Regions from separate parts of the Homo sapiens genome. Here region 1 is linked to region 2. The links are chromatin contacts, found by Hi-C or POLR2A ChIA-PET in ENCODE. All regions are on one chromosome and are shown on one strand. Each heading gives the region's core, a stretch centred on a gene start or an enhancer-like site at or near the end of the contact. The rest is flanking DNA. Distances are from core to core; before and after follow the strand shown. Region 1 holds the start of PDIA3 (protein disulfide isomerase family A member 3). Region 2 holds the start of RAD51-AS1 (RAD51 antisense RNA 1).

Region 1 (5,370 bases), core at 2,018-4,517, 3.1 Mb before region 2:
TTTCCCAACTCAGCCTCCCAAATAGCTGGGATTACAGATGTGCGCCACCACGTCCAGCTAATTTTTGTATTTTTAGTAGAGATGGGGTTTCCCCATGTTGGCCAGGCTGGTCTGAACTCCTGATCTCAAGTGATCTGCCTGCCTTGGCCTCCCAAACTGCTGGGATTACAGGAATGCACAACAGGGCCAGACCCCATTTTACTCTTACTAAGGATTTTTTAACTGTTTCTTGTAAGATAGTACTACTGAACTGTACAAAGGAATATAGCAGTCAGAAAACATTTCCAGCTGAAATGTTAATAAATAAAAATACAGAGGCCAGGCTAGGTGGCGCACGCCTGTAATCCCAGCACTTTGGGAGGCCGAGGAGGGTGGATCTCCTGAGGTCAGGAGTTCACCATCAGGCTAACATGGTGAAACCCCGTCTCTACTAAAATACAAAAATTAGCCGGGCTTGGTGGTGCGTGCCTGTAATCCCAGCTACTCAGGAGGCTGAGGCAGGAGAATCACTTGAACACGGGAGGCGGAGGTTGCAGTGAGCCCAGACCATGCCACTGCACTCCAGCCTGGGTAACAGAGCAAGACTCTGTCTCAAAAACAAAACAAAACAAAACAAAACAAAAACAAAAAAACAGGCTGGGTGCAGTGGCTCATGCCAGTAATCCCAGCATTTTGGGAGGCCAAGGTGGGCAGATCACCTGAAGTCAGGAGTTCGAGACCAGCCTGGCCAACATGGTGAAACCCTGTCTCTATTAAAAATACAAAAAAATTAGCTGGGCATTGTGGCAGGCACCTGTAATCCCAGCTACTCGGGAGGCTGAGGCAGGGGAATCACTTGAACCCAAGAGGCGGAGGTTGCAGTGAGTCAAGATAGTGCCATGGCACTCTAGCCTGGGCAACAAAGCGAGACTCCATCTCAAAAAAAAAAAAATACACAAACACACACACAAAAAAAATGTAGTGGAATGTGAAGAAATAAAGACCTCAACAGGAGACTTCTTTAACTCCAAATTGCTCATTCAGAAAACTCATCTTTCTTGCTGAAATTGTGGAGGATGACTTTTTCTTTTAAACCAATTAAAAGCAGACACCACAGCAGAGATCCACCCAATTCTTGGGACAGTCAGTGCCTGATGGGATATGTAGTTTTTAGGGTAGCACGTGTAACAATTTAAAGTAGGAAACACCCCCTTCAATTCAAATAAAAAATTCTGGTTTTTTTTTTTGAGACAGAGTTTCGCTCTTGTTGCCCAGGCTGGAGTGCAATGGCAGGATCGTGGCTCACTGCAGCCTCTGCTTCCTGGGTTCAAGCTATTCTCCTGCCTCAGCTTCCTGAGTAGCTGGGATTACAGGCATGTGCCACTATGCCCGGCTAATTTCGTATTTTTAGTAGAGACGGGGGTTTCTCCATGATGGTCAGACTGGTCTTGAACTCCCGACCTCAGGTGATCCGCCTGCCTCGGCCTCCCAAAGTGCTGGGATTACAGGCGGGAGCCACCATGCCCAGCCCCAAAATTCCTTTTTTAAACTAATATTCTAGTGGCCCACTATTCTCCAACAATTCCTACTTTAAATTGTTGCATGACCCCTGTAGTAAAAAGCATCACTCAGATCTGACAAACTTAGTGACACCCCCAGTTTTTACAAATTATTGACACCCCCTCAAAGCTAACAGCATGATTATATAATTGGGAAGAGTTGTTCCTAAGAGAGAACATGAGTTCCAGAGATGTATAAGAACTATCTATATGTGTAATCTGTACTGCCAGTTAGCCCCAGAAATGCCCTGGACACAAAATCTGTCCAAGCTGCAAACAAAATTTGCCATCTCTAGCACATCATTCTGATTCAGGTGGTCTTTACTACAGGACTTTTTTCGTGTAACCCTTAGCAAGTTGTTTGAGGCTAAGAAGGGAAGACCTGAGTCTGAAGCAAATAAAAGTTATACACAACTTTTACTGACATTTTTGAACACGGATAGTATTAAACCAAGGGTCACTGTGCCAGGAGGGGAAAAATTAAGTACTGTAATTATATATATTGAATTATATATAGAGAGCTATCCCCAGGATAAAGGAATCACTGTTTACTCTGGTAATGATCTGGAGGTTTAAAAACACACACACACACAAATAAAAAAAAAAAACAAACACTCAAGTTGACTGGGCCAGAAATCTTATTTGCTCTTCCTTCTCCCCAACAGTTTTTTATTTCGAGTTAGTTCTATCTAAGGAATTTACACCCTTGATCACTTAAGTCACCCTAAAGTGGAGTATGTAATCAATATTGGTTATTTTCTCATTGGAGTCTTTTTTGACATTTTAAAGAAATGCTATTTAAAACAGACAATATGGACAGATTCTGATGGAATTATTCTTGTTCACGTACTCCTTTCGTTTGGACAGAGGTATCTGCCGGTACTGAGATGTAAGTGATCAGCTGAAGGGAGAAACTGTACACCATGTGACGGACAAATTACCTGCCTCAAGAAAGCACTTACGACCATTCTGCAGCCACTCAGTGACCTTGGCTAGAAACCAATGGCTGTGCGGCGTGAGGTAAGATGAAAGGAAATACCCTAGGGATCCAGGACTTCTGCATTTGGTGAAACGTCCGCTTCCACTACAAGGCTTTGGGATGCCTAGTCTGTAGACTGGAGGAGCATTAATACTGACTCACGCAGAAAAGATATAGCTACATATTGGACTGGGGGAAGGGGTGGCAAAACCCTCTGCAAATAGGAAGTGCCACAAGAGCACCGAGATAAGGATGAGGCCCTGCGTGAGCGCAGCCTTCGGGTTTTCCTTGGGCCGATCAGCACCGACTCCCCCGCTCTCGGCGAGGCGCCTCCAGCTCCCGGGAATGAGAAATGTGCCCGCCGCAGCAGGGGCCCACAGGAATGAAGGGCCCCGGCGCTGCGTAGGCCCAACAGTTCCCCGCGCTCTCGCCCCCGGCCCAGCCCCGCCTTTCTTCCCCCGCCTCGGCAGAATGGACTCACCAGGGGGCGAAGAACTCGACGAGCATGAGGCCCGCAGAGCCCGTGTCGGAGATGCGACTCTCGAAGTTGTCGTCCGTGAGTTCTAGCACGTCGGAGGCAGCGGCGAGGCGGGCCGCGGCAAGAAGCAGCGCCACACCCGGGAACAGCGCTAGGCGGCGGAGGCGCATGGCGGCGAGGTGGGGTGGGGACGGCCGGAAGGGTCGCGGCTCGGCTGGGACTGCGGAGGTCGGGCGCGCGACCACTAACCCGCTGCTTGCGCTCGCGCGTCTGGCCCAGGCGGACCTGCAGCCGGAGGTCCCAACCCCCAAACCCGGCTTGGGCCGCTGTGTGGCAGCCGCTGATTGGCTGCGCGTCGCCTTCGTCGGGCGGGCGGGACCAACTCGTTACCGCCGAGTGGCCGGAGCGCGGGGCGGGGCCGAGGCGGCGAGTGTCTGGGCGAGCGTGGCTGGGCCCGGTCCTGGGCTGGGGGCAGGGGCTAGGGCCGGGTCCCGGGGTGAGCCGAAACCTGGGGGTCGGGCGGGGCGGGAAATGGGGCGCAGTGAGGCTGGGAGCCGGCCCTGAGCTCGTCCTGCGTAGGGGTAGCCGGGCTCAGGGGGCGCCTGAGCTGGAGGTGGAAGCGTGAAGTCAGGACTGAGTGGGCGAAGAGAACCTGGGCTGAGGTGAGGCCCAGAAGCGAGAATGGAGGAGAGAAGGAGCTAGCCCCCGAAGGAGTGTTGGAGTGGACACACTTGGGACGGGACCCATTTTCAAAATGTCAGGCTTTGGCATTTTGTCCAATTTCTCTTCACTTGGTTTCTCTTGCGTGGGCAGGCCAAGCCCTCCCCCAACTCCACCTCATTGCCCGATTCTCTCAGGCCCAGGTGGGACCCAGGTTCTTCTTTGTCCAGCCCCGGGCCCCTGCCCTTGTGGCTGCTCCTTTTTTATTGAGTTTCTTGTTTTGTTTTGTTTTGTTTTGTCTGAGATGCCGTCTTGCTCTGTCCCCCACGCTGGAGTGCAGTGGCGCGATCTCCGCTCACTGCAAGCTCTGCCTCCCGGGTTCACGCCATTCTCCTGCCTCAGCTTCCCGAGTAGCTGGGCCTACAGGCGCCCGCCACCACGCCCGGCTAATTTTTTGTATTTTTAGTAGAGACCGGGTTTCACCGTGTTAGCCAGGATGGTCTCTATCTCCTGACCTCGTGATCCGCTCGCCTCGGCATTCCAAAGTGCTGGAATTACAGGCGTGAGCCACCACGCCCGGACTTTTTTTTTTTTTTTTTTTTTTTTTAATGAGCTTTTAATTGGTAGTGCCGTCACAAAGTGAAGATGCCTGGCCACTTGGTCGACTGCTCAATGTCTTTACCACTCTTAGCCCCTTTTGTTTCAAAAAACCCTGAGTCTTAGTAGAATGTTTGTTCTGCCCAACTGCTCCTAGTTCGTAGATGTGGGTACATTAAGGAATCTTAAGGGCAAAGAGGGTGGGGAGGAGGGGACAGAAAACCTGTAATCCTTGGTGCAGCTCCAAGAATGAAATGACACTTGATGCTTACATTTTCTTAGCAGACATGGCCGCTTACCAACAAGAAGGGCAGATGCAGCTTCCCCGAGCTGATGCCATTCGTTCACGTCTCATCGATACTTTCTCTCTCATCGAGCATTTGCAAGGCTTGAGCCAAGCTGTGCTGCGACACACTATCAGGAGTTACTTGGTCAGCAGCCTATTTCTTCACTAATTTAAATTTAAGACTCCTATCCACATCCTCTACATTTAAGAGTGGAAAATTCTGGGGAGGCCGGTTTAGTTGCTGGTTTACCAAACTTGATAAATCAAGGGCTTGTAAATAAAACTAAGGAGATAGAATCCACGTCTTTCACTTTTAGGCCTAGGATAGCCACTAGCCGTGGATGATACGGAACAGTTTCTGTCAAAGACTCTTAAAACTTTGAGAGTGAACCTGCTGCTTTTGTGGGCATGGACAGTGTTGGTCATAAGCAATACATTTGCTCTCACTCCAAACAGAATTCTTAGTTGCTGTGAGAAGAGAAGGACCAGCAGTAAGCCATTAGGGGGACCCATTATCTGAACAGTATCCCTGCCCCCAACCCTACCTGGTCTATTTTGTTTGTATTTATCCACTACCCCTTTTCAATTTTTGTTGTAGATCCTTCCCGCCAGAAGAAACTTATGTTGGGAGATCAACACCAGCTAGTGGGCGTCTCTATAAAGCCTCAACGTATAGAACAGATTTCACATGCCCAGAGGCTGTTGAGCAGGCTTCATGTGCGCTGCAGTCAGAGGCCACCTCTTTCTTTGTGGGCCGGATGGGTCCTTGAGTGTATCCTTTCATGTCACTCATTTTTATCCTGGCTGTTGATCATCTGCCTAATGACTTATT
Region 2 (4,925 bases), core at 1,962-4,461:
TCGGGAGGCTGAGGCAGGTAAATGGCTTCAACCCGGAAGACAGAGATCGCAGTGAGCCGAGATCGTGCCACTGTACTCCAGCCTCATGACAGAGTGAGACTGTGTCTCAAAAAAAAAAACAAAAAAAAAAAAGTTCATCTCATACAAGGAACAAATAGAACAGTGGTAACCAGAGACTGAGGAGAATGCAGCTGTTGCAGGGGGCGGCAGGAAGGAGAGAGGTTGGTCAACAGGCACAAAGTTTCAGTTAGATAGGAGGAATAAGTTCTAGGGTTCTATTTCACAGTAGGGTGACTACAGTAAACACTAATGTAATGTATACTTCAAAATAGCCAGAAGCGAGTATTTTGAATGTTCTCATCACAAAGAGAAATGACAAGTGTTTAAGTGAACTGATGGATATGCTGATTACCCTGATTTGATCATTCATTATACAATGTATATATGTATTGAAATATCATCTTGGGCCAGGTGGAGTGGCTCACGCCTGTAATCCCAGCACTTTGGGAGGCCAAGGCGGGTGGATCACCAGGTCAGGAGATCGAGACCATCCTGGCTAACATGGTGAAACCCTGTCTCTACTAAAAAATACAAAAAATTAGCTGGGCGTGGTGGCAGGCTGAGACAGGAGAATGGCGTGAACCCAGGAGGCGGAGCTTGCAGTGAGCCAAGATCGCGCCACTGCACTCCAGCCTGGGCGACAGAGTGAGACTCCGTCTCAAAAAAAAAAAAAAAAAAAAAGAAATATCATCTTGTATCTCATAAATATGTACAATCGTCTGTCAAAAACAAAGTAACACTTATTATTTTCACAACCTTGGGACAGAAAAAGATTTCTTGAAACTGGATGCATAACGCACTAGCCAAAAAGGAAAAGACTGAAAACTGAACTACATTTAAATTCAGCACTTCTACTGGGCACTGTGGCTCACGTCTGCAATCCCAGCACTTTGGGAGGCCAAGGCGGGCAGATCACCTAAGTTCAGGAGTTCAAGACCAGCCTGACCAACATGGAGAAATCCTGTCTCTATTAAAGAAAAATACAAAATTAGCTGGGCGTGGTGGCACATGCCTGTAATCCCAGCTACTCGGGAGGCTGAGGCAGGAGAATCGCTTGAACCCGGGAGGCGGAGGTTGCGGTGAGCCAAGATTGTGCCATTGCACTCCAGCCTGGGCAACAAGAGCCAAACTCTGTCTCAAAAGGAAAAATAAATAAATAAATAAATAATAAAAAAATAAATTCAGCACTTCTATTCATCAAAGGACACCACTAAGAGAGTGACAAGTCAAACCACAGTAGAGAAAACATTTAGCACAAACATAACTGAGGGCTGATAACCAGTATATAAAGAACTTCACATCAGTAAGAAAAAGATAATAGAAAAATAGGCAAGAGATTTGAACAAGCACATCACAGAAGATATCAAAATGGGCAAAAACATATGAACAGATGTCCAACATCATTATTAATCAGGAAAATTAAAATCACATTAAGACATTACTGTGTAACCAGCAGAATAGTTAAAATCAAAAAGGCTGAAAAATATCGTGTTGGCAAGCATGTGAAACAACGAAACACTCAACACTCCTGATGTATTTTTATATAAAATTCAAAAACAAGCAACATTAGTTCATCTCATTAGAAACCAGTATAGCAGTTACCACTGTAAAAAGGGGAAAATATTAAATACTACACAGGAAGGCTTCTGAGGACCATTCTATTAAGTGGTGATTACATAGGTGTATATTCATTTTGTCTTGCTCTATCGCCCAGGTTGGAGTGCAGTGGCCTGATCACAGCTCACTGCAGCTTATACCTCCCAGGCTAGATCCTCCCTTCTCAGCCTCCTGAATAGCTGGGCCTACAGGTGCACGCCACCATGCCTAGCTAATTTTTCCTATTTGTAGAGATGCGGGTCTCACTATCTTGACCAGGCTGTTCTCGAACTCTTGGGCTCAATCGTCCTCCCGCCTCCACTTCCCAAAGTGCTGGGACTACAGACGTGAGACACGACGCCCGGCCAGTATATTTTGTAATAATTCACGGAGTTGTATACAGTTGTGAATGTGAATTTTTCTACATGTATATTACATTGCGCTTTAGAAGTTAAAAACAAACAAACAAACAAAAAAACAGGGGCCAGGCGCTGTGGCTCACGGCTGTAATCCCAGCACTTTGGGAGGCAGAGGCGGGTGGATAACCTGAGGTCAGAAGTTCGAGACCAGCCTGACCAACATGGTGAAACCCCGTCTCTACTAAAAATACAAAAATCAGCCTGGCGGCGTGGTGGTGGGGGCCTGTAATCCCAGCTCCTCGGGAGGCTGAGGTAGGAGAATCGCTTGAATCCGGGAGGCGGAGGTTGCAGTGAGCCGAGATCGCGCCACTACACTCCAGCCTGGGCGGAAGAGCGAGACTCCATCTCAAAAAAAAAGTTTTAAGAAAACCAAACCTCACTTCAGATCATTCTCTAGGCATCATGTGAATGGTTTTCCGCATTAGATGATGAAAACACTGTTTTGGCAATCGGAGATTGGTACTTTCTAAGCACGGTGTAATGGAAAGACAGATCAGGAATCCGGAAGCCCTGGCTGTGATATTAAACAGCTGTGGCTACACCGCTCTGATCTCGGACTTCTCGCTCGAACCCATAAAATAGGTGTTGCCTATAAAGGCTCTAATGTTTCTCCCCTAGTTCTAAAGACTGAGGTCCACTTGTGTTTTCGCCCCAGCAGCTGAGGGTCGGTCGGGCGCGGACACGCCCTGCCACGTCCGGGTTTCACACTGCGCGCGGAGGCCCCAACTGCCGCTGAGCACTGGACCGGCCAGGACGCAGGTGGGCGAGGACGAGCCGCGGCTCTGGAGGGCCCAGCCTGCGCCTCACACACTCACCTCGGTCCGCAGCGCTCCTCTCTCCAGCAGGCCCCGCGCTCCGACTTCACCCCGCGGGCGTGGCACGCGCCCGACCCGCACGGCCCCCAACGCCCCTGGCTTACGCTCCACTTCTCTACTCGCTTGCCCCAGCCTTCTGCGCACAACCCAGATGAGTTGCAGTTCCCAGCTGCACGCCTCGGGAAGCGCCGCACTCTCCTTAGGGCTCGGTCTCTGGCCGCTGCGCGCGGTCCGCCAGCGGCTTTCAGAATTCCCGCCAAACCCTCTCGCCCAGGGTCACGCCCGCGTCGACGTAACGTATCCCCGCCTCCCGGATCCGCCTTCTCCCCGCTTCCGCCCTGCGCGCTAACCCAAGACGGGAGCTCGAGAGCTTGATCCTGCGCGAGTTTACAGACTGCCCTCTTCCCTTTTTGCGTAAGGACTAATTCAAACTTTATGCCGGGGGCGGTGGCTCACGCGTGTAGTCCCAGCTGCTCGGGAGGCCGAGGCGAGAGTATCGTCTGAGCCTAGGAGTTCGAGGCTAACCACGGCAACGCCCCTACTCCTACCCCAGTCCCTCGCGGGTGGGGCGAGGGATTTCAGGGGGCGGTGGGGGAAGACTTAACCGAGTTGCCGTCTTCTGTTTACCAGATCGAAGACCACGACTCCCAAGAGGTAATGCGTCGGCCCGGGACTACATCTCCCGGCATGCATCGCCGGCGGGTCCGCGAGTTCTCACCATCGCAGCTGGACTATTAGCGGGGGCCCTAGCGCTCTTGTGGTTTGTTTCGGCAGTATCTGAATGTCAGCTTTTGGCACTTCTGGTCGCTCTGAGCCTCCTACTCGCATTCCTGGAGCAAGGTGCTTTCCAGGCCTCATGGAGGTGGAGGAGCTGAGGAAGCTCGAGAAGATGGATAGAAGTGGGAAATGGAGCTAGCGTACGGGAGAGGGAAATGGCTGGAATATTCGTCAATCTGTGGTGCTTTACTGGAGATTTGCAGGAGTTCAGAGGAAGGGGGCATTGAATTTCATAACCTAAACCGTATCGTGGTTTACCAGAAAGTTTTGACCCGTGATTCCGGTTTTAAAGGCTGAGTAGGGCCGGGCGCGGTGGTTCACGCCAGTAATCCCAGCAGTTTAGGAGGCCAAGGCAGGCGGATCACCTGAGGTCAGGGGTTGGAGATAAACCTGGCCAACGTGGTGAAACCTCGTCTTTAGTAAAAAATACAAAAATTAGCCAGGTTTTGTGGCACATGCCTGTAATCCTAGCTACTCGAAAGGCTGAGGCATGAGAATCGCTTGAACTCAGGAGGAGGTTGCAGCCAACCGAGATCTCGCCGCTGTACTCCAGCCTGGGCGACAGAGCGAGACTGTGTCAAAACAACACCACAAGCTAGCTGAGTAGGGATTCTTGGGCGAAGTGGAAGACATTATAAGCAAATAGGGTAGTATGGGCATGGAAACGAACTACATGATTAAAGATTAGTATTATCTGGCGAGGGAGGAAAAGTGCCAGAGCAAGTGCCGAAACTGGAAGGTTACATTTAGTTCAGGATATGAAGATCATATAAGGCCTGCACGGTGGCTCACACCTGTAATCCCAGCACTTTGGGAAGCCAAGGTGGGGGAGGATCGCTTGAGCTCAGGAGTTGGAGACCAGCCTGGGCAACATAGTGGGACCCCATATCTCAAAAAAAAAAAAAAAAAAAATAAGCTGGGCGTGGTGGCTTGTGCCTGTGGTCTCAGCTATCCCGGAGGCTGAGGTGGGAGGACTGCTTGAGCTCAGGACGTCAAGGCTGCAGTGAGCTATGATGGGCCACTGCACTCCAGCCTGGGCTACAGAGTGAGACCTTGTCTCAAAAGACAAGCGACAACAACAAAACATGTAAGGAGAGGCCAGGCGCGGTGGCTCAAGCCTGTAATCCCAGAACTTTGGGAGGCCAAGGTGGGCGGATCACGAGGTCAGGAGTTCAAGACCAGCCTGGCCAAGATGGCAAAACCCCATCTCTACTAAAACTACAAAAATTAGCCGGGCGTGGTGGTGCATGCCTGTAAT

The links. A loop is a pair of places that touch in the nucleus more often than their neighbours do. ChIA-PET counts read pairs that join two places held with the same protein, here RNA polymerase II (POLR2A). Pooled maps may share reads with other maps.
Region 1: a loop to region 2 is called in a pooled map, with 12 times the contacts of the local background. The contact joins the promoter of PDIA3 here to the promoter of RAD51-AS1 in region 2. A Hi-C loop is called at or near these places in 5 of 50 pooled maps. POLR2A ChIA-PET finds 5 or more read pairs at or near these places in 2 of 52 experiments (CD8-positive, alpha-beta memory T cell and naive thymus-derived CD8-positive, alpha-beta T cell).

Annotation. Positions count from the first base shown.
Region 1 is chr15:43,744,335-43,749,704 of GRCh38, reverse strand. It overlaps PDIA3 (protein disulfide isomerase family A member 3), which reads right to left and starts at 3,267. Exons shown (of 13, transcript NM_005313.5): 1 at 2,999-3,267. The coding sequence starts at 3,165. It also overlaps the pseudogene CATSPER2P1. RefSeq lists enhancers at 2,642-2,691, 2,702-2,751 and a silencer at 3,252-3,551.
Region 2 is chr15:40,693,391-40,698,315 of GRCh38, reverse strand. RAD51-AS1 (RAD51 antisense RNA 1) reads left to right here and starts at 3,211. Exons shown (of 2, transcript NR_040058.1): 1 at 3,211-3,304; 2 at 3,521-4,582. It overlaps RAD51 (RAD51 recombinase), which reads right to left and starts at 3,142. Exons shown (of 10, transcript NM_002875.5): 1 at 2,891-3,142. RefSeq lists enhancers at 1,701-2,297, 2,298-2,895, 2,933-2,992, 3,463-3,612, 3,493-4,090 and 1 more.